Regions from separate parts of the Mus musculus genome. Here all the other regions are linked to region 5. A link is a loop called in an ENCODE intact Hi-C map of the cell type or tissue named here. Cell type or tissue: left cerebral cortex. All regions are shown on one strand. Region 1 holds the start of Dynlrb2 (dynein light chain roadblock-type 2). Region 2 overlaps Cdyl2 (chromodomain protein, Y chromosome-like 2). Region 3 overlaps Cdyl2 (chromodomain protein, Y chromosome-like 2). Region 4 has its middle 24 kb from the start of Dynlrb2. Region 5 holds the start of Cdyl2 (chromodomain protein, Y chromosome-like 2).

Region 1 (5,000 bases), 230 kb before region 5:
GGAAATCATGACCCGAGTGGTGCAGACCAATGACTTGAAGGAAGTAGTTAATAAACTGATTCCAGACAGCATTGGGAAAGACATAGAAAAGGCTTGCCAGTCCATTTATCCTCTTCATGATGTCTTTGTTAGAAAAGTAAAAATGCTGAAGAAACCCAAGTTTGAATTGGGCAATCTCATGGAGCTGCATGGGGAAGGCGGCAGCTCTGGCAAAGCAGCTGGAGACGAGACGGGCGCTAAGGTTGAGCGAGCTGACGGATATGAACCGCCAGTCCAAGAATCAGATCAGTGTAAAATCCAGATTTTTAATAGTGACAAATAAAAAGTCCTATTTGTGGGAAAAAAAAAAGGAAAGGAATTCTGAACTATGCACCAAGGGGGGGGGGGGACGACTCATAAAAGAATTGGCAACAAACAGGAAAAATGCAAGGATCAAAGATTAATTCAAAATTAAACACTCCATGAATATGAGGTGTCTTGCTGTTGTTGATGGAGTTGTGTTTTGCAAACTAACAGCAGCTCTGGCTCTGAACATACATCAGGGGCACTCAACTTGTGTATGCCCTCACCGTGTAAAGTCAACAAACAATGTCTAAAACACCCCAAACACCCTCCCTCAAACTGAAGGCTAAGAGTTGCATTGGTGGTTTTTACAAGGAGTTTTCTATTCTTATAGAAACTAATATTTAATTATAAACAACAACAGCAACAAAGATTCCTAATAGTTTCCTACCTCCACTCCTCAGTATGTAAGAATCAAATTAGTGATTCTTTGAATTGGCTTAAGTTAGACAGACAAGCACTTCCTATCCATTATCATGCAAATTGTTTTTCTCTTTAATGAGTGGTAGGATTTTATGTAGGCCAAAGGATTGTGTTCAAATAAATTTCTTTATAATTTATTATCAGTAAATGTTTGATATCTATACCTACTTTTATAAACACAAGACCACATATAATTTTATCTGGGAAGGCTGGATAGGTGACTCAGAGGTAAGAGCACTGGTTGCTCTTGCAGAGGACCTGGCTTCAATTGACAGCACTCATATGGCAGGTTGCAACTGTTTGTAATTCAAGTTCCAGGGGATCCAACATCTTCTGGCCTCTGGGGTCAACACACACACACACCACACACAAACACACACACACACACACAGTGCATGGGCATACATGTAGGCAAAGCACCTATACACATAAAATGAATAATAAATTTGTCGGGGGTGGGAGAAATGGGTTGTAACTGGATAAAGCTTAAGATGCCCTAAAGTAGAGTACTATAATAGGAAAATCTCACAAGGAAAATGAACACAAGATATAAAAAGTGCAGTCCAACTCAATGGTTGCCAAAAGAGTGCCAAAGCTACATAGAAAAGTAAATAAGATACCAAGGGGAAACTCAAGGTCACAGCATTACTGCGATTCTATCAGAATGGAGACAGTCAACAAACAAGAGAGACCCCCTCTTGTTGGGAAGGAAGTTCTGGTTTTTGACAGTTAAGGGCAAGGAAGAGTAAAATATGCCTACGGTTTGGTTTTTCCAAGTGCTTGCAAGTTTTAGTAACTAACACTTTCAGTGGAGTTGAAGGTTATTTAGCACTTAGCATGAATTTAAAGGAAGGGGGAGAGTTGGGAGGTGGTGGAAGGGGTGGAAAGAATTCCCAGTACCTAGGACGGGGCCCGAGAACATGTTGGATTCCTTCAAGGCGCTTTATAAAGCACCACCTTGGATATCCATCATAGTCCCACCCCAAAGAGAAGGCATCAAAATTAAACCAAGCTACCTCCGAGAAATCATTGGAGGGAAAGGTCGATGAGGAGAAAGTGGCTCCCGTTCTCCCCCATTGATTCCCTATGCGCAGAATCAGACTTTACTGCTGGTTGGAAGTCACTTTGGCCACTTCTCTCTGAGCTGTTGTTCTCCTGCCAGAGCTGCTCCTGCTGGAATCCTGCTTGCCTCCCATCACAGCTGTGGATAAAGGCTTCCTCCTCTTCCTTCTTTCTTCCTTCCTCCCTCTTTCTCTTCTGCTTTTTCTTACTTTCCCTCCTCTATCGCTCCCTCCCTTTCTCTCCCTCTCCCTCTCCCCCTCCCCCCTCTCTCATTCTCTCCCCCTGCTGAGTGTGGATCTAACTAGATTCTTCAAGCTCCTGCCTTGCCTTCCCACAATGATTGCGACCTGGAATTGTAAGCTAGACGGAACCCTTTCTCCTCGAAGTTGCTCTTTGTTTGTTTGTTTGTTTGTTTATCACAGCAGCAGAACAAACCCTTTCTAGATCGGCTCAGCTCTAGTACCAAATTCTCAGAGATAAAGTGAAATCGGTTGGTTTTAGGACATGAGCACCTTCCCTGCGTGCTACCATATCCACAGTGTGTTATTGTTTCCCACATGGATAGTTCTATATCTCAGGATGGTATTATTGGCACCCATGTGTGTATCATATATCTCACGTGGGGGCGGTCAAGTGGCTACCTACACTTGCCTGACTCAGGGACAAGTGCCGGCCACATCTCCAGAAAGCATGAAAAAGAAGAAAAGTTAAACCCAGGAGAGACTGTATCCTGCCACGACCCCATCGCCTTGAGGTTCCTGGGAAGGAACGTCCGTGCCTGCCTTCTTTTGCTAGGCTGCAAAGCAACCTGCCACATGCAGGGCGGAAAAGCCGGCTTCAGAAACAGCCTAACCGTTGCGCAGGCGCAGCCCATAGCTTTCAGAAAGCCACTTCCTGCCTGGTTGCCTAGCAACGGGGGAAGCGTTGTTGACATCCACAGAAACTGCAACTCAGACTTGAGCCAGGAGCTGTCCCACAGGCGCGATGGTAAATCTGAGTTCTTGTCTAGAAGGGTAGAGGGGGAGACTCATGTGCACAGCTGTCCTGGGAGGGTCTCACCATTTACTGGATGACAGCTGGAAAGGGCGCTATTGAAAAAACGGGAGGTGTTGAGATGAATCTGGGAGCCAGAAAAGTTTGCAAAGAGCTATGACAGAGGTGGAGAAAGAAAGAAAGATCCCAAGCTGAGAAAGAAGGAGACCAGGAGAACAAAAAAATGGGAAGGGGGCTGGGAGATGAGTAAGAGACAAAGAGGGAAGAAATAAAAACTAGGAGGGGGGGCGAGGAATGGAGAGAGAACGCGGGGAGGAAGGTGGGATGCTACCCCAACCTCGCCTGCACAGAAAAGGAAGGAGAGAGAAGAGAGAAAAAAAAAGGAAAGGGAAAAAGAAAGGCAAAGGGGAAGAGAAGAGAAGGAAGGGGATGGGAGAGAAAGAAACGAAGGAAAAGGGTTGGAGAAAAGGGAAAGGGAGAGGAGGAGGAGGGAAGGAGAGTGAAGGGGAGAGGAGGAGAGGCACAGGAGTGGCCTGGGGACACAGGAGGTTGCAATAGGGGTCTGGGAGTCAGAAGAGAACCACCTTGGAGGAGAGGAAAGGTGAGGAGCAGAGAGCTGAGAGGAGCAGTGGAGGAAGGGAGGAGAGGTCCGTGACTTTGAGGAGCCCCTAAGGCGATCAGAACTGGGCTGGTTTGTGAGTATTCTGTGCCAGACATAAGGAGACCAAGAAATGCCAAGTGTCAGAGAGATACCCCAAGAAAAAAATGTCTACATTTACTGGGGTTTGCGTTTTCTTGGTTGGTCGGTTGGGTTGGTTTGTTTGTTGTTTGGTTTTGGTGTTTGGTTTGGTTTGGTTTTGGTTTTGTCCCAGGCTGTGTATGAGACAAAACAAGTCCCTGGCACTATCAGATTCTTGCTATTACTGTCACTGGCGATGTCTCCTTTTCCTTTCCAGAGGACACCTCAGGCTCAGAGCTTTCGTGTTACTGAAATGTAAACATATGCTCTCTTCCTTTGTTTTCACAGTCCTCTTTATTTGTGACAGCCCGTTTGTGACCTGGGGTGGCCTCTGCAGATGCATTTCTCCAAGCTTTGGGCCATGGTGTAGTTTAAAGAACATGCTAAATTAAATGTTACCAGTGTCCACCATGAGGAAAGCCACTAATCCAGCCTGACATTTCCTCAAAAGACACCTGCCCTGGTGGTGGGAAAAACGAGAAAAGTGCTTGCTCACCTCCACAATGGGTGCAGAAGGAAGCCTGTCTCTGACTGAAGTAACGTAGTGTTCACTTGTGAGATGTTGGGAAAGAAAACAATAGAATAGATTCTCATCACAAAACTGCCTGGCTAAGTGGAGCACGGTAATGCCTGCCTGGAGTCCCAGCACTCAGGAGGCTGAGGCAGGAGGACTGCTGCAAGTTCAAGACCAGGCTGAGCTATATACTGTGAAATCCTATCTCAAAAAAAAAAAAATCCAAAAAAAATGCATATGAGGCTGTGGAGAAAGCTCAGTGGTTAAAAGCATTAGGTTCTCTTGCAGAGGACCCAGGTTCAAGCCTCAGCAACCCCTGATATCTCACAGCTGTCTGTAACTTTATGTCTAAGTGATCTGACACCCTCTTCTGGCCTCCACTGGCCCTACGCATGCACATGGTGCTCAGACATACGTGCAGACAAGCATCCATCCCTATAAAATAATAAACTATATTTTTACAAGAAGTGTAAATAGTCGCAATGTGCTGTTGGGAATAAGACAGCACAGGGAACCGAGTGGTTTTAGTCTCAGCCAGCTCAAAAAGGTAAGCGTAAAACCCAGATGCGAGTCCCTAATGCAGACACCCATAGCCGAACATTCCGCTTCAACCAAGACACAGCCAGGGTGCTCCGGCATCCTGCAATACAATGCTTGCACAGAATTGCCCTTTGTAAGCTTGGTCACCAGAATGAACCCCCAATGGGGGAAACAGAAGTAACTAAGGAGTCTCAGAAAGGGCAGCTTATGGACACTCTCGGAGGATATAGTGATGATCTATAAATATTTAAAAGCCATGACATACGAAAGAAGTGTTTTGTAAGTATGGAAGTGGGAGCTGCTGAATGATGGCCCATGGTAGCTTTCTGGGCAATGTAAAAGCAAGCAAATAAATAAACACTACCCTTCTAGCAAATCAGAACACAT
Region 2 (5,000 bases), 59 kb before region 5:
AGCTGCCAGGAGAGTTCTGAGGATGAAACATTTGCAGAGCAAACCTGTCTTAGTCAGGGTTTCTATTCCTGCACAAACATCATGACTAAGAAGGAAGTTGGGGAGGAAAGGGTTTATTCAGCTTACACGGCCATGTTGCTGTTCATCACCAAAGGAAGTCAGGACTGGAACCCATGCAGGTCAGGAAGCAGGAGCTGATGCAGAGGCCATGGAGGGATGTTACTTACTGGCTTGCTCAACCTGCTTTTTTATAGAACCCAGGGATGGTCCCACCCACAAGGGGCCCTCCCCCCTTGATCACTAATTGAGAAAATGCCCCACAGCTGGATCTCATGGAGGCATTTCCTCAACTAAAGCCCTTTCCTCTGTGATAACTCCAGCTTGTGTCAAGTTGACACACAAAAGCAGCCGGTACAAAACCTGACAACTGGGGTCCTGGGTGAAAGGACGGAACTGATTCTTACAAGTGCTCATCTGACCTAACATGAACACAAGGACAACCACCCCTCCCGCAGTCACAAACCGTATCACACTAATCTAAACTTTTTAAATAATGCAAGGGATGCCCACGCTACCATACATGCTGATAAGCCCCTCATTGTATTATGACTACATTATCATGAAGGCTATTTCTGAGAAAAATACAAACTATGGTAGAGAGTACAGTGTGAATCTTGGGCCTGAAGAAATGGCCCCATTAGTTAAAAGTGCTTGCTGCTGTTGCAGAGGACCTGGGTTCGGTTCCCAGCATGTACATCGGGTGGCTCACCACTCCTATCAACCTAGCTCTGGAGGAGATCTGATGTCCTCTTCAGGCATACACATCATATACACACGTAAAGTAAAAGTAAAACTGAAAAGAAGAAACAGTGCAAGCCACATCTCTGGAGTCTCTCAGGCTCTTCCATCTGTGTATAAGCTTCTTCCGTAAAATGGGATTAATAACGACCTCCTCCTTCACCGTCAGGAAGAGAGGAACTCTTTCACGTAAAGCACTGAACTTTAATATGGTCCAGGACAGGGTCCCTCCATAAGGGAAGGATGGCTGCCTTGTTTGATATTCTAATAGTTAGTGAGTGAGCTGTGGTGAGAGAAGGCTAAGGCATCAGAGACCCCCACCCCACCCCCAAAAAGGATCGGCCCCAAGTCAGCACTGGAGATCAGAAAGACTGGGCTAGAGAGCTGGAGAATGTTTACACAAAACATGATTTTCTCAAGGGTTCCACAGACCTGACCACTGGACTACCAGTGGCATGCTCAGAAGCCCCGTACTGCTTCAGAGTAACTTTTACATTAGCTTCCTGTCTCTCCAAAACAGCCCTACGCCAATCAGAGAGCTCTGTGACAGCCCTAGGCCAATCAGAGAGCTCCGTGACAGCTCTAAGCCAATCAGAGAGCTCCGTGACAGCCCTAGGCCAATCAGAGAGCTTCGTGACAGCTCTAAGCCAATCAGGGAGCTCTGTGACCAAGACAGTCTCTTTAAGATCCAGACGCCTCTCCTAGCCAAGTGGGAAAGGTGGGGCCTTGGAATTATAGTGACCAGCGCCAGTGCTTCCCTGGTCAGGGGTCAATGGACTCTCCACATCTGCCCATCTAACCCTGAGCAACCTGCCCTGTACTGCATAGTGCAATGAGCTTGAGACTGCAACACAAGATGGCACTGCTAGCCCTGGGCCAGAGAGGGCGCGGGAGAAAGGGGAGAGGGAAGAGAGGAAGGTGGTTAAGAGCACTGACTGCTCTTCCAGAGGTCCCTGAGTTCAATTCCCAGCAACCACACGGTGGCTCACAACCATCTGTAATGGGATCTGAGCCCTCTTCTTGTGTGTCTGAAGAGAGCTACAGTGTTCTCATATACATAAAATAAATAAATCTTTTTTAAAAAGTTATAAACCCCCGTCTGTCTTATGAGCATCCATTTGTCGGCTCCTGAATCTAACTGCAAGTACACCCCCACCGTCAACCCACTTAGAATTCTCGGCACTTCAAACCCTTCTCATCAGGCTTGTCTCGTCTGAATATTCTAATTTCTAGACAAAACAAGACGCGGAACCATCACCCACAGAGTCGTAACACAAATAACCACTCACACGAGTATGGTCTGAACCTCATTCAAATCACAGCATTTTGTTCCACAACTCACTCATTCATTCATTCATTCATTCATTCACTGTGTGTGTGTGTGTGCTTATGTGTATGTCTGAATGTGTGTGTGCGTGCATGTGTGTGCAGGGGTCAGAGTTCAGCCTCAGGTGTTGTTCCTCAGGATCCATCCACTCTGAAGTATTTTAGATTTATTTCATTTTATGTGTACAAGTGTTTTGTCTGTGTGTACAACATGTGCTTGCCTGATGTTCTCAGAGGCCAGAAGAGGGCGCTGGATTCCCTGGAATTGGAATTTAGGATAATGGTGAGCCACTATATGGGTGTAGGAAATGAAACTCGAGTCCTCTACAAGAACCATAAGTACGGCTGAATCAACTCTCCTGAATTCCCACCTTGTTTTTGGATAAACCGTTTCTCTCCCTGGACCTGGGGCTTGCTGATTAAGCTAAGCTGACAGGTCAACAAGCCTGGGGGTTCTGGGTGGGGGTGGGAGGTCAGGGGACGTCCTCCTGTCTCCATCCCACCAATGCAAACATTACCAGTACAAGTTACTACATCTGGCATTTTACATACAACTCATGTTCTCCTGATGGCAGGGGCACAGACTTTGTCACTTGTGCTATCCGAAGCCCCGCTCTCTATTGTTTATTAAGTTACTAATTTAAGGGGATTTACTTTTAATCATGTAAGTAGCTGTGTGAACATGAGAACAGGTGCCTGCAGAGGCCAGGGACATGGAATCTCCCTGGAGCTGGAGCTGTGGGAAGTACCTGACTTGGGTGCTGGGAATCACACCCGGGACCTCTGGAGGAACATCGCTAGCTCTTCCCACCGGGCAGTCTCTTCAGCCTCCCTGAGTCACTAATTTTTTACTTTTCTAATCCCCAACTCTGTGTGTGTGTGTGGGGGGGGGGGGGTGTCAGAAAGCAACAGAATAGAACTCACCTGTGTGCCCTGTGACAGGGAAGACAAGACAAGCCTGTGACTGAACAGCGGGATCCTGAGAAAAGGAGATGAGGCCTGATGTCTGCTAGGTGGAAGCACCTGGTCACAAGGACCGCATGCAGTAGGACATCATTTGTGTAAAAAGGCAGACCAGGAAAACCCATGGAAAATACACACTTATCAGTGGCTGCCTGGAGCTGGGGGACCTGGTGGGGCTATGCTGCTGGGAGAGGTTCGTGATGGCTCTTTTTGATGACGGAAAATGTCCTAAAATGGCCGTGGCTATGGCTGCTTACATTTAATAAGACGGGTTTTGTTTGTTTGTTTGTTTGTTTAAGTGACTGGTCAGAAAATGTCAGTGGAGAACGGTGCTTGCTAACTAAGCCTAGTGACGTGAGTCTGACTCCCGGGACCCTCATGCCTTTTGCTCAGACTTCCACACTGGTACCATGGAACACGTCCCACTCCCCCAAAACACACAAATAAACATAAGACAAATAAATACTTCAAAAAGGAAAAAAAAATCCACATTGGCTTATGTTGAGGTTAGGCCAGGATTTTCCTCCCAGCCCCATGCTCCCAGAAATAAGACTCAGACTCACAATATATTTACAGACACCCTGGCCATAGAGCTAGGCTCTTCCCTGAATTGATATAACTTAAAATAACCCATTTATTCTGACCTGCATTCTGCTACGTGATTAGTTACCTGTGTTCAGGTACTGGGCATCTGTCTTGTCCCATCTCCCCAGGAAGGAAATCTCCTCGCCTGCCTCTATCCCAGAATTCTTTCTCCTCCCGGATATCCCACCTTCTACCTCCTGGCTAAGCCATAGGTCAGCTAGGCTTTTAATTGACAGGTGGATGTATCCATACAACACACAAGATAGTCTCTCTATTTAATTCCCCTTTGAATGGGAAATTATGTTGAATGTTTTGGTCCAGTGATTGTAGGTATGCGAATAATAAAAATAACAGTAATGTTTATTCAAAAGTTAAAGTTGGCAGGCTGGGAAAATAGCTTTGTTGTTTTTTGGTTTTTTTTTTGTTTGTTTGTTTGTTTGGTTGGTTGGTTTTTGTTTTTTTATGTGGTTGTTAAGCAAGTACCCCCAGGTGATCAGAGCATTTTCCTCAAAGCAACAAATGAAATTTGAATGTGCATAGTGAATGTGCATATCCGGGGCGTTACTCCGCTTCCAAAGAGAGGAAGTACTGATACTTGTGGCGTGAATGAACCCTGAGGACGGTGTCCTGAGGGAAGAAAGCCAGTTTCCAGACTCCTACAGGATTCTACTTCCATGAACTGTCTGGAGTAGTGACATTCTTAGACAGAGACTAGAACAATCACTTCCAGGGGCTGAGGCAGGAGAATGGGGCATGATTTTCATTGACAGTCTCAACTTTGCATGAAAAGAGCTACCTGGATGGGCCACAGGTGAGAGCTATCCGTCACCGTGAACGTTCTTCCTGCCTCTAGCTCTGCTCTTAAAATTGCTTAAGATGACAAATTGCAGTGAACTTGATCACAATTAAAATAGACAGACTGGAAGGATCCAAAGGCTTGAAGGGAGAGAAGGGAAATGATTTCACAGGGAAAAAAAACGGAGAGCAAGAGCCAGAGTCCCTGCAGGACAGGTACAAGGCATAGCCTGGTGCTAGCAGGCTCGTGGCAGCACTCGGCTCATCACTACCTTCTGGGGTGGGCTGGCCTCACCCACAACCTGCCAGCCACACCGCCACCCACACCAACCCTGAAACAAGCCAGCTCAGAGCTCAGGGGGTGGGAGCAGAGTGACTCACTGAGCCATAGAACTCTGACTTCTGACAGAGAAGAGCCCCACCTCACCCCGGCCCCACACCTGTGACCTCTGTCTATACGGTTACCAGAAATGCAGATTTAGGCTCAGCCATCAGGGCAGGGCAGGGCAGGGCAGGGCAGGGCAGCCCAGGCA
Region 3 (5,000 bases), 110 kb before region 5:
AACAGTACCAACTTGGCTCTGTTCAGTTTCCAGCCCACCCTCCAGGTGTGCTGAGTCTAGCTCTGCCTTTGTCAGGTCCCAAGTTCTCCCCACGAGGACAGTGTGGGTTGCTTTTTAAATGTCCACCTCGGTTCTGATCTGCAGATAAGGGAAAGCAATAACCGCATGGAGAGTGTGAAGGTTGAAGTGAACACCCTGGAAGAGAAGGCTGGCATCCTGTCAGAGGATGGATGGATGGAAAATGGCAAAGGATGCCCACCTGTCTGGGAGGGGACATGCATGGGCGGGAACAATGCAGGGAATAGTGAATCACGGAAGGCCTGGGAGACAGACAGACAGACACCAAACATGTAGAGAAATGATATTCGGAAATCAGAGAACTGTGGGCACGGGGCTTGAGGGTCCACGGGCCCTTGGAGAGCACTGACTGGGCAGCCATGCTTTGCTCTAGGGCTCAAAGGGAATGAGGGTACCTGCTGGGGAGGTGGAGTGTCCCCAGGGGTTAAAGCACAAATGGGTCTTTAAAAGAACCAGGCTGTGGCCTCTGTGGACAGTCAGGACAGGGGAGTTCCCACCAGAGCAGGAGAGGGAGGGATCCCTAAAGGGACAGCTGCTCAGCACAGCTGAAGCCTATCTTTCTTAAGAAAGAGACATGGAGACAGAGAGGCAGAGACAGACAGACAGACAGACAGACAGAAACAGAGAGAAATCCCTTATGTGGGAAGTACACAGTCAAGGAAGAGACCTTGTTTTTTAAAAAAACCATGCTCTTACAAGTTTAAAAATGCGGGAGAACATCCCAGATCTGGCAGCGAGGCGTCTATGAGCCATCGCTCACAACCACACACGTCCGTGGGGGCGGCCATCCACACTCAGCTATTAAAACTCATCGTTTGACAGGAGTGATTCACACCTGCCCCCCCGCCCCCCCCCCCGCCGCCGCCCCAGGTCCCCATTCACTCGGATGGGGCGGAGCTCATTCTAACAAGCTCCCAGAGGGATACTGAGGCAGATGGTCCGTGGACCGCAGAGTCGTTTGTCACCCCAGGAGAAGAGGGAACAGAGGTGGGCACTGAGCCATGCATGCCATATTCATCTTGAGCTTCAGCGGGGAGAGGCATGGTGTGAACCCAGAATGTGCCACCCACTGGAGCCCTGGGCTGTGGATTGTTCCTATACCATAAGGAAGTCATATTACATAAGTTACTTCTTTCTATGGGGAAGTTAAGTCATCGAGAGAGGGGGGGAAAGACATTTAAAAAGTGAACACCCCATATCCCAAACACTGCCCTGAGGTGCAGTCAGGAGCCCTCTGGGATGCTTCTGCAGGGCAAACAGGGGGAACCCCTAAGTCCTACACCCCACTGGTCAAATGGCACTAGATCCTTAGGTTTGGGTCAGAGAAAGATTAGGAGGAAAATAATTCAATGCCTAACCTGTATGTGGCACTGCCCTCAACAGAGCTTCCCTAAGGCCAGGAGCATGACAGAGACTTGTTTGGTCTCCCTACACCTCTGAATCTCAGACTGCTCTCAATGGCAAGGATGCTGCCTCCGCTTCCCCCAGTGCTTGACCCCCCTGGGTAATAAGCTAGCTGCAACCCAAGTGTCAGAGGGTGACTGAGGCAGGAGCCGTTTCTCCCACGAGTGACTACATTCGAGTTGTATATAAATACGGCAATGCTGTTCCATGTATTACATGGGACTCCATCCATGGAGGTTCAACCTCTGGTGCTTACTCAACCTAAAAGTCCGAGCCCACCAGCTTGGCCGAGGGTAGATTTTAAGTTACAAAAGATGGGCCCTTACTCCTCTCTTTGCATCTCTCTAATCTAGCCAGCGGCTAGCAGGGCAGTGGTCCTGAACCGGTGCTCCGAGAGTCAGACTTGAACTGAAGGGCTCTGGTGTCCGATGGCAAATGACACGGCCCAGTCATCCTGGTACAGAGTCTAACACACAGAAGCCGCCGAGGTACCCATCAAGAGCCAGTCTCCTGGAGCCTCTCCGCCTAAGACAGTCCATCAGATACTGTGGGATCTGCCTACATTTGTCACAGGTATCCAGGGGGATATTAGACACGTGAAATATGAGACCAACAGCCTATCCTCATGGGAGCTTGTGGGCGCCAACTCGAAAGGATGTAATTAAGCAAAAAGTTTGGGACGGCTACAAACACAATAGAGGTGGGTGGCAGCTTCCTCTCCCTTCCAGCTGGGGCCCTGGGATGTGTGAATATACATTATCTGGAGAAGATAGCAAGACACCAGACTGAGGAGGAAAAAGGTCCAGAATAGCTACAAACGCGCAGGGACTTCGGCGGGTCGGCTGGCTAGCAAGTTTCTCAGGTGATGAGGTATCTGGCCCCATTAGCGAGTTGGCATTCAAGGCGGGTCGCCAGAGCAAAAGGCTAACAGTTGCACTCCACCTCAGAAAGCAGCACAGGGCATGGGGAGAGACACCCACCCTGTGCATCACACTGCTGTCTGGCAGTCAGTCAGCAAACCATCCTCCCTTAGTGCTCCTGCTTACTCTTAGGGAAGCTGCAAGTCTGGCAGGGGGAGTGTTATCAGCTCAGTTACTGGGACCCTGCCCAGGCTCCTGCTCTTGTACCCCATGAGCCTAAGAGGCTTCCCCTGACCGCCCCTTCCTGCACCAATGGGGGAGGGGGATTCTGCAACTGCTAGCAGCTGTCACGCGAACATCAAACGGGGATGTTTATGCCAAGCCTCGTTTACACAAGCTACTTCTTCCCCCGAGAGATGAATGTTTAAGACAAACAGCGCTTCCATATGCTCGAAGCACAGGCATATCAGCACTGGGGGATCCCCAGATGGAAGCATGAGTCAGGCTGGGGCAGATGCCTAAATAAATCGCGTTAGGGTGAGATTCCTCTCTGGAGCAGGAGGAAGCTCTAAGCAATTGCCCAGGTTCCCCTAAAGATGGCAAGCTCTCCCCAACGGAGCATACTCAGAACGGTCCAGACCCCACACTCAGCATCATCACAGACGGGCACTTAACTCATGACCTAGCCTGCTCGTTACCACCTGCACCTCTGCATCCGTGTTCACTCTCATTCCATCAGGGGCATCTGAGGGCCCTGCACACTGGGCATGCACTGTTGTGTGCCCATTAGGTATTTCCTGAAGCTCCTGAGACTTCAGGCTCTGATCTCTGTATATGAAGATGCCTGTGGGTATACACAAGGGTGTTTGAGAATGGAGGGGGCATGACACTGGAGCACACAGCTTGCCCAAAGACACAGGCCACTGAGGTCTTTGTGAAGGCGCAGTCTGGCCACTGAGGATGTCACAGCATGAGAAGCTCAGGGTTCACCGCCTCCAGAGACTGTAAGAGGAGGAATTCATGTCCTAACGCAAGCTACCTACAGTCTACGTTGCTTCCAGGACAGGGCAGAAAGGAGCAGGCAAGAGAGCCGGCACAGGGCGGGGTTGGAGCTGCAGTTAGGACCAACCCACTATAGTCTGGGTGTTGGGGTTCCCCCTCCCCCGAGAGTCACAGCTTGAAACTCTGTATCCCATTTAACAGTACCAAGAGGCAAAGCCTGTGGGATGAGATAAGCTCATGAGAACTGTATCTATCATCTTGAAAGGGATTGGCGGCTTTATAAAGGAAGCTCTGCCCAGTCTGGGCAACCGTGAGTCCAGGGCAAGCCTGGTCTGAACATAGAGACTGGATAAAGAAATTAAAGAAGCACGACAGGAGTTGTACTGTCCTATGTCCCATGCATGGACACAGCTGGAAGTTAGTCATGTTCCACCTAAGAGGAACGGCCCTCCGCCTACGCTGGTGACACCAGAAGAGCAGGCATCTCCCATCATGCGCTAGCTTGGAGAACTCCATCTGTAAATGGCGTGGACAGGAGGACAGCCCCCAAGGCAGCCCCTCCCTGGACAAAGGCTGTGAGTCCCAGGGGAGGTGCAGGCCCTCTGGGGAGGACTTCTGTCTCCTGGGATGTTGGGCTGCACCCCACCCCCAGGAATGTGGATCTGGTGTGGTGACTACAGCCTGGGGTATCCTACAGTGTAGTAGGATTCTCTCTTTTTTCTGTATTTAACAGTATAGGGGGGATTGGATGTCCCCTTTACATCACAGGATCTCATTACAGTGGCCCAAGCTGGTCATGCACTCAACCTGTAGTCCCGAGTGACCTTACATTTGCAATCCTCCTACCCCAGCCTCTCACATAGCTGGGATGACAGGCCTAGCTGTAGTTAGGCCTTTGTAACCTACCGCAGGCCTCATATAGCACCTGGGGCTTGATATCCCTGTATGCAAAGGTGTCTAATAACCAGCACAGGCTTGAGGTCAAACGTCCGTGGCCTTGACGTGAGAGACCAAGAAAGGCAGAACTAAGAGGTAGCTAAGAGTTAAAGACAGAAGGTGGGTAGCAACTTAGATATTTCCCTAGGTTGAAAGAAAAGTCAGACCAAAGGGCTGAAGACATGGCTGGCTTGGTGAGTAGAGTCCTTACCCAGCATGCCCCGTGTTCCACCTTTACCTGAGACAGGATCTAACAGTGCCTGCATGCAATCCCAGCACCCAGGAGACAGAGGCAGGAGACAGGGGGGTCAAAGCCATCCTAGAATACTTGGTGAGTTTGAGGCCAACCTGGACCACATAAGATCCTGCCTACAACAACAACAACAACAACAACAACACCACAAGCTGGCCACCAGCCAAGACCAACCCAACCCTGAGAGAAAGAAAAGCCACAGACCAACTCCATTCTCCACCAGCGCGGAGTGGGTCCCGTCGCAGTCACTGGCCTCCTGCTCTCCAAGCTGGTCGTTCAACTCCAGATCCGGCTGATGGGACCCGTTTCCAAAGTGTGACTCGTCCTTCTCAGAGCCGGCATCTCCGTTCTCCAGGCCGTTCTGAGCCTTCTTCAGGGGCATGATCTGTAAGCCACTGGGGGTAGTCCTATAGGACACAGTCTTGGTGGCCCTGTCTGGAGCCTTACCCGAAGACCCCTTCTTGGGC
Region 4 (5,000 bases), 250 kb before region 5:
ATTTACCCAGGATGCTTTGAAAATCATCTAAGAGGGATTCATGCAGTCAAGTGCCTATCACACCAGCATGAGAACCCCAGTTCAATCCCCACTTAGAAGCCAGGCTCATGAACTAGAGAGATGGTTCAGGACTGAGGCACACTTCCTGTTTTTCTGCAAGACCTATGTTCAGTGCCCAGCACACACATCAGGGCCATCAACTACAGGGGATTCACTGCCCCCTTTTGGCCCCTGTGAGTACTGCACCATGGATACAATCCTATAAGCAGGCTGTCATAAACATAATTTTTTTAAAAAAATGATCTTGGGTATTCTAAGATTCTGAGATAATATCCACTTATCAGTGAGTGCATACCATGTGTGTTCTTTTGTGGTTGGGTTACCTCACTCAGGTTAATATCTTCCAGATCCATCCATTTGCTTAAGAATTTCATGAAGTCATTGTTTTTAATAGTTGCGTAGTACTCCATTGTGTGAATGTACCATATTTTCTGTATCCATTCCTCTGTTGAGGGACATCTGGCTTCTTTCCAGCTTTTGGTTATTATAAATAAGGCTGCTATGAACATAGTGGAGCATGTGTCCTTATTACATGTTGGAACACCTTCTGGGTACAGCTGGGTCCTCCGGTAGTACCATGTCCAATTTTCTGAGGAACCACAGAACTGACTTCAAGAGTGGTTGTACCAGCTTGCAGTCCCACCAACAATGGAGGAGTGTTCCTCTTTCTCCATATCCTCACCAGCATCTGCTATTACCTGACTTTTTTATCTTAGCCATTCTGACTGGTGTGAGGTGGAATCTCAGGGTTGTTTCGATCTGCATTTCCCTGGGATCCATCCCATATGCAGTTACCAAACCCAGACACTATTGTGGATGCCAACAAGTGCTTGCTGACAGGAGCCTGATATAGCTGTCTCCTGAGAGGCTCTGCCAGTGCCTGACAACTATAGAGGTGGATGTTCTCAGCCAACCATTGGACTGAGCACAGGGTCCCCAATGGAGGAGCTAGAGAAAGGACCTGAGGAGCTGAAGGAGTTTGCAGCCCCATAGGAGGAACAATAATATGAACTAACCAGTATCTCCAGAGTTACCAGGGACTAAACCACCAACCAAAAAGTACACATGGAGGGACCCATGGCTCCAGCCACATATGTAGCAGAGGATGGCCTTGACAGACATCAACGGGAGGAGGCTAGATGCCCCAGTGTAGAGGAATGCCAGGGCAGGGAGTGGGTGGGTGGTGAGCAGTGGAGTAGGGAAATGGGATAGAGGGGTTTTCAGAGGGGAAATGAGGAAAGGGGATAACATTTGAAATGTAAGTAAAGAAAATATCCAATAAAAAATAGATCTTATTTTTTATAGGCAGAACCATAGCCATATGCCTGGAACCCCAGCAGAGTGGAGGCCAGCAGATCTGGGAAATCCACTGACTGCCCAGCCTAGGTGATAAGTGGGCTCCAGGTTCAGTGAGAACCTCTCTGGAAACGGGGGGGGGGGGGGATGTAGAGAACTGATCAAAGAGCTACAAATTACTTTGTTTTGAAAATCACAACAGATGCTGCCTTCAAATAAACTCTGCACAAAGCTTTGGTTGTGTGGTCATGCTAAGCCAATGCGTCTCAACCTGTGGGTCACAACTCCTCTGGGTGAATGACTCTTTCACGGGTGTTACCTAAGACCATCAGAAAGTGCAGATATTTGCATTACATCTCATAACAGTAGCAAAATTATACTTATGAAGTAGCAGCGAAGTAATTTTATTGGTCGGGGGTCACTACCACATAAGGAACTGTATTAAAGGGTCACAGCATTGAGAAGGTTGAGACCCACAGGTTCCCATAGAGGGTTTTTGTCACTGCTGTATCTCCATGGTCCCATTCTTTCCCTACTCCCTCACGAGCTTCTTGAGACCAGAGTCTGTGTCATCCTCACGTCTCCAGTGGCTACACAAACAGGGGCTTGTTTGGAGAGAACTCAAGTAAAGGAAAGGCAAATTAGAGGACACTGAGGTGGTTTCTCCGCGCAGTGAAGTTTCATTAAGCTGGCGAGGATATCCCCGTGTGGCAGGTAGCCTGGAGGAGCGCTAATGACCACCAGTGCTGACACCAACGGCAGGAGCAGGAGAAAGCCCACCCTCCAATACATCGTGTCCTACCCACAAGAGAACGGCCCCTCAGCTTCCCATCCTAAGCTACGTAAGCCGCAGGCCTTAATCGTGAATCTAAGATAGATGCCAGAAACGCGGCCCTCCAAAACTGCAGGCACAAAAATACGATCCAAGTACGTAAAAGAAGTTTGAATTTGAACCAACTCCAAGGGCTTAAGTTGGGCGCTTGGTCCCTAGCTGATAGTTCTGTTTGGGGAGGTTGAGCCTTGCTGACAAGCCTTGACCACTAGGTGGTAGCCTTGAGCATTAGAGCCTCTGGCTTCTGATCCTACTCGCTTGCTTCTGTCCTGATTAATTCTAATGTGAACAAGCTGGGGCTGGAGAGAGATCGCTCAGTGGTTAGAGGCACTTACTGCTCATTCAGAGAACCTGAGTTCAAAGCCCAGTACCCTAATTAGGTGGTTCACAACAGCCTCTAACTCCAGCTTCACACCCACAGGAGATCTAAAAACCTCTTCTGAACTCCACAGAACCTATATATCTGTGGATAATACCCCTACACACACACACACACACACACACACACACACAATTATAATATTAATAATAATATCTTAAAAGTTTATCTTAAAAATTATTTGGATTTGGGAGGGTTATGATTCCAGTTCAGAAGTTAATAATCAACAGAACAAAATTTAATATCTATATTGTTGGCCTTTATGAATATTATCGAACCTCCCCTGCTCCAGATGCTGATTGGGTGGCAGAGACACACCGAGTCCCTGCCCAGTTCTCTTGGAGCCTTTCATTCCTTAAAGAGAGCTGCAGAACTAATTCTGGGTGCACTGACAGTGAGGAAGGATTAGAGAGAATTCAACAAACACAAACAACCTCGAAATGCAAAGCATGCTGGGAGCCACCAAACCCAAGAAGTAATCTCATAGGAGGAAAGGGAAAGGAATGTGTCTGCACTCCCCATAACAACTGGAACTCTGCCCATCTGAATGCATCCAGCACTATGTCCCTTTATTTCTTAGTGGTCACTATGGACCCAAAGCTCATTACGCAAGGATACAGTGGCATTATTTGTAGAAAAAAATACTCTAGATAATCAACTTAGATTTGTAGTTTCCAACAGGGTACTTCTACACAGTATGCAATTTGAAAGTTTATATATGCATACACATAATTAATATTAGTATGAACCTGTATACAAAAAAATATGATTGTGGGTAAATGAAATCTAGGATGCATAAAATGTAAGGGAAGCCAGGCTCAGGCAGACAGAGAGAGTATATCTAGACAAACATACAAACTGACCAGCGTGGTTACCTTGGAGGGGCAGAGAGAGAGGGTCTGGAGTCACAGAGGGCCTCAGGAGAGGGAGGGACACATTTTCCAGTCACTGCACTGATAGTGGAAATGCATGTGTTAAAGGAAACTGATCAAGCAGGTATTGGGAGACAAGCAGAACTCGTTGTTAACAATGGGAATGACCCATCCCATTATCTGTCTGATAGTATAATGTGTGTTTTTAAGGAAGTCTCTAGATTCTTTGTAATAAAGGAGGGGTGCTTAATGAGTATAATGTGTGTTTTTAAGGAAGTCTCTAGATTCTTTGTAATAAAGGAGGGGTGCTTAATGGGCAGAAAGCAATATTTAAACACTACCAGCAGAAGTTGGAATTCAGAGAGTTAAAGAAAAAGAGAGTGACTCAGGGCTTAGCGGCAAAGGTGCTAGCTATGCAAACAGGAGGACCTGAGTTCAAATCCCCAGCAATGATTTAAAAGCTGCTTGTCTCCATGTGTGCTTGTAACCCCAGCATCGTGGGAGGCAGAGACCAGGGTTCAGGAAGAGACTCTGCTTGTCTCAGGCGTAAGGCAGAGAATGAAAGAACAGGAGATGACAAATGTGAGCTTGTGAGTGTCACAGACTTTTCTGTTATACCCCCAAACACATACTGAATAAAACAGGGGGTGGGGGCGGTGCTGTTCAGGGCTTAGACCCCTCCTGTTGCCAAGAATTCGGCCTTCATTTCCTAGAGCTGGCTCTCTGGATGACTAAGATTTAGAGCCAGAAATGTCTCTGGCTCTGAAGTTCTAATTAAAGGCCTGGTTCTTGTCCCACTGTGTAACATTAACCCTCTGTTAGTGTCCCTGAAGAGAGGAGGCACCTCTCCTGAGACTGCTTCTCCTCCTCTTTCCCTCTCCACACCACTCTGTTTTCATTAGCTAATCCTAATTAGGATGCTTTGTTACTGACACCCATAGCCACTCCCAACCACCATAAAGTATGCGAGAGATTGCCCATCTCTCCTTGGGACTCAAGGCAGGCTATACTGACTCAAATGCTTTTAGAGCTTGGCCTCCCCACTTGTTTAAGACAACTCCCTGTTTCTTAAGAAATGTTTGGGCCAATAACCTTTTCTAAAATGAGCCGTCTCTTGCTTTCCTGTGGTCTCTAAGCAGTCCGAGGTAGAAGATGACACTTTGTCTTTGAGCTAAAATCCACATCTGCCATTTATCAGCTGTCATCCTCAAATGCGCGGGGGCCTGATTCTTGCACTTCAGAAGACACATCTACAAGAACTACATTTGGAATAGGAAGGAATAAGCAGAGAGCCCGCACCCAGCCTTGCATATACACTCTGCACAGACATTGGTTCTTCTCTGTCTCCATCCTTCATGGCCAGCAGCTGCTTTGGCCCAAGGTTTCAAATGTTCCCCTAATTAAGAGAAACATACCTTATCCTGGGATGGATTTTCAAATTCATTTATTGCTCATTTCTCTGTGGTTTAATTTAATTAAATTGGGCAGCATATCAAATATTGATTTTAATAAAATCTTGATTAAGATTCGAGCAATTATCAAACACAATTTTTCAGACCAC
Region 5 (5,000 bases):
AGTTGTAATAAGCCATTTTATGTATACTCGATTATAATATTTAATTAAAGAAATACTACAATGGAGGCTAAGATGTCTTTTATTGTTTCTTTTAAGGTCAGTAACTGCACAAAAGAAGAAAGAAAGTTTGATGCTGTTCGAGCTGTAGGAGGCAGTCTGCCATGTCTCTGCTTCAGTTCCTGCCTCGAGGTTCCTGTTTGGAGATCCTGCACTGGCTTCTCTCAGTGATGGACTGTGTAAGGTGGAAGTGTGTTTTTGTTCACAGAAGTAGATTTGGCCAGGGAATTGAGCTCAGCAACAGATACAGAACTAGGGCATGATATTACCACCACCAAAAGACCATAAGCTGGAGAAGAAACGTATGTAACTCTCAGCATCAGAATACCAAAGGTGGCTCACTGTGCTTTCTGTCTCCTGGACCCAGTCTTCCAATCGCTGTGAGTGAACATGTGACGAGCAGGGAAGAGACAATTGGTTGACAATTGGTTACCTCATGCTGTGCCACAGACGATGTGTTCCCGACACCCAACCATCTTGGCAAACGGCTGACTAAACTCCAGGGATGGCAAACTCTAATACCTTCTGGATTCAGATTTATTGTGTCAACATGTTAGAGAAATGGATGCTCCCGTATAAGGATCACTGTAGGAAGAGACAAGCTAAAGATCTTCTGCTCCATCCTGCTTTCGTACCTAACAATGAGGCAAGGCACACACACACACACACACACACACACACACACACACACTCAGGGGCCCTAGAACTGTCTAACAAACCACTTCTGGTGGCCCACATGTTGACTCGCACATCTGGGGGTGGGGGAATTACATTTTATAACCAGCCATATACGGCTTTAAGAAAATAGTTTTCAACCTGTAGCTTTCAACCCTTTGGGGGGGTCGAATGACCCTTTCACGAGGATTGCCTATCAGATATCCTTCATATCAGGTAAAGATCTGATTCGTAACAGTGGCAAAAAGTACAGTTATGAAGTAGCAACAAAAACAATTTTATGGTTGGTGTCGCCACAACATGAGCTTCATTAAAGACTTGTAGCATTGAGAAGGTTGAAAACCACTGATGTAAGGCATCAATCCATATTTGAAATCCTCCTCATATACATAACTAGAACGCATCAGAGAAGGTGAGGGCTCTGCTATCAGGGAAATAAAACCGGGCGGTCCATCAAATCCAAATTCCAGGACCTCCTTTAGACCCAGGTTTCCTTGCCAAGACTGAAGGTCATGTAAGCAAAGCTCATTTTGGTGTCTTTAAAATCAGCACCTGACTTCTTAACAAAGCTCTCTGGGGAAGGGTTGCTTTTTATAACAGGTGTCTAAAATCACCAAAGAGTCGGTGAATCTCTGACATCCAAACATCATCCCCATCATAAACCGTCGAAAGTAATGTCATCGGGCACCCAGGTGGAATACAGGTCACAAAGATTATCACTCCTAGCCTACTTAAACACAGCTTATTGGTTAAAGGTTATGATAAGCGATTCTGTGTACATCCAAGTATGTTTAATTAAGGAAATACCATCATATAAAAAGAGATGTCTTTTTTTTATTTCTTTTAAGGTTAGTAACAGCACTGAATATGCCCAGATCTATTTATTTTTAATCAATGGGCTATTTTTAATGCATATGGCAATTTGACAGTTAGAAAAAAAAATATGGACTGAGGCACACCTGGCGCTTCTTGTTTTTAAGTTAAACTCTAACAACCAATTGAGTCCCTCGGTGTATGTTATGTAATGGAGGCATGGGCTATAAAAATGTTGACGTTGGTTATATTCTCATAATACAGTTTAGCCCTTCTAGTAATGGCTGTGCAAATAATCAGCCACAGGAAAACCATTTTAGATCTCACACAATTACCTACCACCACAGAAGTAATTGTTATTATTGTCCTGCTTATTGAACTTCAATAAGCACTTTTGAGTTGCTGAGATAGTTCAAGGCCATTGCGGAAACTCCCATCTTCATCTGGGGACTGTAATTACCAAGGTTAAGAATGGCAGTTTCAGGTGAACATTAAACAAGAAATTATCCCCAGGAGGTTTGTAAGTTTCAGACTTTAAATGGGGACGCACTGACGTCTTCCTGTGATGTCCACTTCATGTCTTCAACAAGGCCACTTGTCACCCAAGCAATGTCAGCTGCTCTGAGACAACTCACCATCAGTGAGAAAAATCCCATGACCTCAACAAGATTGGCTTTGTTCCTAAATGGCATCCACTTTCTGCCAGGGTCCAGGGGACTTGGTCAAAGGTTTTCGTTTCACTATGTTTTAACTTTTTGGTTTCAGAGACTGCTCTGCCATCTTGGGGAAAGATGGATGAGTTTGGGTGGCCCGGAGTACTACATCCTGTCAGTTTCTCATCAATTTCCTCTCCCTCCCTGGCTTCTCCATCAGCACAAAGAGAAGGAAGGCCATAGGATAAAGAAGAGGGCAACTTATATCATTTTTTAAAAACGTGGGCCCCACCTGAGCCTGATGGCTTGTCACCCATCACCGGGCCCCACCAAGCTCAGAATCACCCAGAAAGCTCTGGATACATAGGAAGCTGAGATGCCTACCTGCCTGTCCTCCACTCTCCACTCACACCAGTCAGTAAACCTTCTTCCTGAGAAGCCTGGGCTTCCAGGAAGACCCCGGGAACAAAGCTTACAGTTGATGAACTACGACTGCAGTCTCTTAACCCAAAATGCTAACTCGACCTGTTCCACGACTGCATGGAAATTTAGACAACCTTCGGAATGACAGCCAACCGTAGTGGCTGGTTCATACTGGAGGAAAGGGGTGGGAAACTCAACCTGACCCGTGTGACACTGGTTTCTTGCAGTATCTGCAGGCCTCCTGGGAGAAGGTGGCCAGGCCCTTTGGCTTCTTTATTCAGACCCTTTTCGTGAGAACAAACACCTCTTGAAGGGCATACTCCCCCTGGGATCAGTGGTGGCTTCTTATTTGTCCAGGAGTCCAAATCCCACTCAAGAACTGTTGTGGTCCCGAGGCCAGCTAAGCCCTCTCTCCCCAGGGACCGTGGGTATTTCTTGTCCAAAAGATGACAGATGGACGCCTTCTTTCAACATTTTGAACCGATTTCAAAATATCCAGTGCCCACTACTACCTGTGTGACCTTAGAGACAAGTATGACCCCCTTAGTGTGCCAGTGGAGTTCTGGGAACTGGATTCACACCCATGTCCTCTGACAAGTCTGACCACCCACATACAAGTTTCAGGCCAGCTTCCCTTCCACCTGGAGGGTCCCTCTGCAGCCCCTCTTTCACCCTAGGAAGCATGACACCAGCAGAGGCGACCAACCCCCAAGCCCTTGCCAGGAGAGCTTCAGAGTCCAGAGAAGGGGGACACTAGGCAGCAGGTGGGGGGAGGGGGCAGGCACTCAGTGGCCCCTGTGGAACTGCAAGAGTGGTGTCCCCAGGGCACCCCCTCCCCCGTGCCCCAACACTCTTGTCCTTTTCATTCCCCTTCCTAGGAACCTGGCTCCGCTTTGATCACCCACCCAACCCACACCCGCGCACCCCCGGGGGCTCAAGACCCCTAAATTGGGCCGTCCGCAGCGCGGGCCCCCCCGCATTCCCTCGCACGCCCGGCGACTTTTTTTTTCTTTTTCCTTAATTTTTTTTTTAACCTGTACTTTTTTTTTCCACACTCGGGGCGGCTCGTCGGGGCTGAGCAAGCACCTCCCCGGGACCGCTACCTTCCCTCCCTCCGCCCCGGCTCCGCCCGGCTTCCTCCTTCCCCTCTCCAAGGCCGCAAAGTAGATGGAGTAAGAGAGTGTGTGCGCGAGAGAAAGAGAAAGAGGGAGCGGGCGCCGCGGGAGGCGGCGGCGGGAGGCGCGCCCGGCCCCCGCCACCCTCCGGTCCCCGCCGCCACCCTCGGGTCCGCCGCCACCCTCGAGTCCCCCAGCCGCCCTCCAATCCCCGGCGCCACCACCCGCGGGCTCAGGACTACGCTCACACCAGCTCGGCCAGGCCCGGTTCCCCGGCGCCGCCCGCGCCCCGGCTTCTCCGTACCTCGTAAAGGTCCCCAGAAGCCATGCCAGGCTGCGGAACTTGGCTCGCCGGGTGTGCGCGTCTTGCTCGCTCGCGCGCTCCCGTGCGTGTGCGCGCGGGGGGCCCGGGTTGCGCGCGCGCGTGAGCGCGTGTGTGCGTGCGTGTGTATAAGTGTGTGGTGTATGTGTGTGTGTTTGCGTGCGCGCGCGCGCGCGTGTCTGTGTGTGAGTGTGTGTGAGAGTGTGTGCGCGCGAGTGTGTGCGGCGTGTTGAGTAAACTGTGTTTTTGCAGAATGACAGGCTTGGGGGCCGCCTGTGCGCAGAATCGGAGCGGGCGGCGGCGGGGCTGGCGTAACCGGCGGCGGCCGCGGCAATCGCGGCGACACGCGAGCGCGGGCAGGGGCGACCGACGGCTGCGCAGCGCGCCCTGAGCCTCGGACGCGGCCCCCTGAGCGCCCGGGCCCCCGTGTCCCGAGGCCGGTGACTGTAGCGCTCGGCTCGCCCCGGCGCCGCCTGCAGGAAGCCGCCCCGCGCCCGCCGCCCGCCCGGACGCTGCTGCCACTGGGCGAGTCCCCGCCTCCCGGGAGCCCGGCCCGGCCCCCGGGGCGGAGGGGGCGGCGGCCACCGAGGGCCGAGCCCGGGTACCGCTCCCGAGCCCGGCCGCGCGCGCAGCCGCGAGGCCCCCAGAGTACCCGGCCAGGTGCCCACCCGGAATGACCTGCCCGGGCTGCGAAGGGGCGGCCAAGAGGCAGGTATCAACCTGCAGGTCTCAGGCAAGGGAGCCCCTCTTCAGTCCTGCTTCTAGCTCCAGAGTACCCCACTCTTCTCCTTCCCGGGGAGGGGACTGGGCACGTTCTTAGGAAAACTGGCCCCTCGGAGCTGAGGGGCCCCCTTGCTTCCAGGATGAGTTTTCAAGGAGAGGAGAGAGGAAGTGGCTGGTCCACAGGCTCCAAGGAGAGCCAGGACAGTGGCAGTCACCACT

Evidence for each region. Peaks named below come from ENCODE experiments on the same cell type or tissue, not always from the same donor. Only the 100,000 strongest peaks of a DNase experiment are listed, where the experiment ranks them.
Region 1: a loop joins it to region 5, with 1.9 times the contacts of the local background. A loop is called at or near these places in 4 of 42 quality-filtered maps.
Region 2: a loop joins it to region 5, with 2.1 times the contacts of the local background. A loop is called at or near these places in 6 of 42 quality-filtered maps.
Region 3: a loop joins it to region 5, with 11 times the contacts of the local background. A loop is called at or near these places in 4 of 42 quality-filtered maps.
Region 4: it touches region 5 in a loop (2.8-fold over the local background); 3 of 42 quality-filtered maps call a loop at or near these places.

Annotation. Positions count from the first base shown.
Region 1 is chr8:116,502,236-116,507,235 of GRCm38, forward strand. Dynlrb2 (dynein light chain roadblock-type 2) reads left to right here and starts at 2,780. Exons shown (of 4, transcript NM_029297.1): 1 at 2,780-2,814. The coding sequence starts at 2,812. It also overlaps the pseudogene Gm9058. In left cerebral cortex, a CTCF peak has its summit at 2,626; DNase peaks (open chromatin) are centred at 1,958 and 2,698; H3K4me3 peaks cover 777 bases; H3K27ac peaks cover 529 bases.
Region 2 is chr8:116,669,364-116,674,363 of GRCm38, forward strand. The region is part of intron 1 of Cdyl2 (chromodomain protein, Y chromosome-like 2); the gene reads right to left. Among named protein-coding and RNA genes, the nearest start is that of Cdyl2, 61 kb to the right of the region's middle. In left cerebral cortex, a CTCF peak has its summit at 2,359 (motif pointing right); DNase peaks (open chromatin) are centred at 1,976, 2,380 and 4,781.
Region 3 is chr8:116,619,047-116,624,046 of GRCm38, forward strand. Cdyl2 (chromodomain protein, Y chromosome-like 2) reads right to left here. Exons shown (of 7, transcript NM_029441.3): 2 at 4,738-5,000. Among named protein-coding and RNA genes, the nearest start is that of Gm31367, 16 kb to the left of the region's middle. In left cerebral cortex, a CTCF peak has its summit at 2,924; DNase peaks (open chromatin) are centred at 869, 1,084, 2,236, 2,473 and 3 more places; H3K27ac peaks cover 3,148 bases.
Region 4 is chr8:116,478,676-116,483,675 of GRCm38, forward strand. No RefSeq gene overlaps it. Among named protein-coding and RNA genes, the nearest start is that of Dynlrb2, 24 kb to the right of the region's middle. In left cerebral cortex, CTCF peaks have their summits at 190 (motif pointing left) and 2,377 (motif pointing right); a DNase peak (open chromatin) is centred at 2,399.
Region 5 is chr8:116,728,758-116,733,757 of GRCm38, forward strand. It overlaps Cdyl2 (chromodomain protein, Y chromosome-like 2), which reads right to left and starts at 4,234. Exons shown (of 7, transcript NM_029441.3): 1 at 4,041-4,234. The coding sequence starts at 4,064. In left cerebral cortex, no CTCF peak of the experiment used is centred here; DNase peaks (open chromatin) are centred at 2,735, 3,024, 3,274, 3,827 and 2 more places; H3K4me3 peaks cover 2,216 bases; H3K27ac peaks cover 1,453 bases.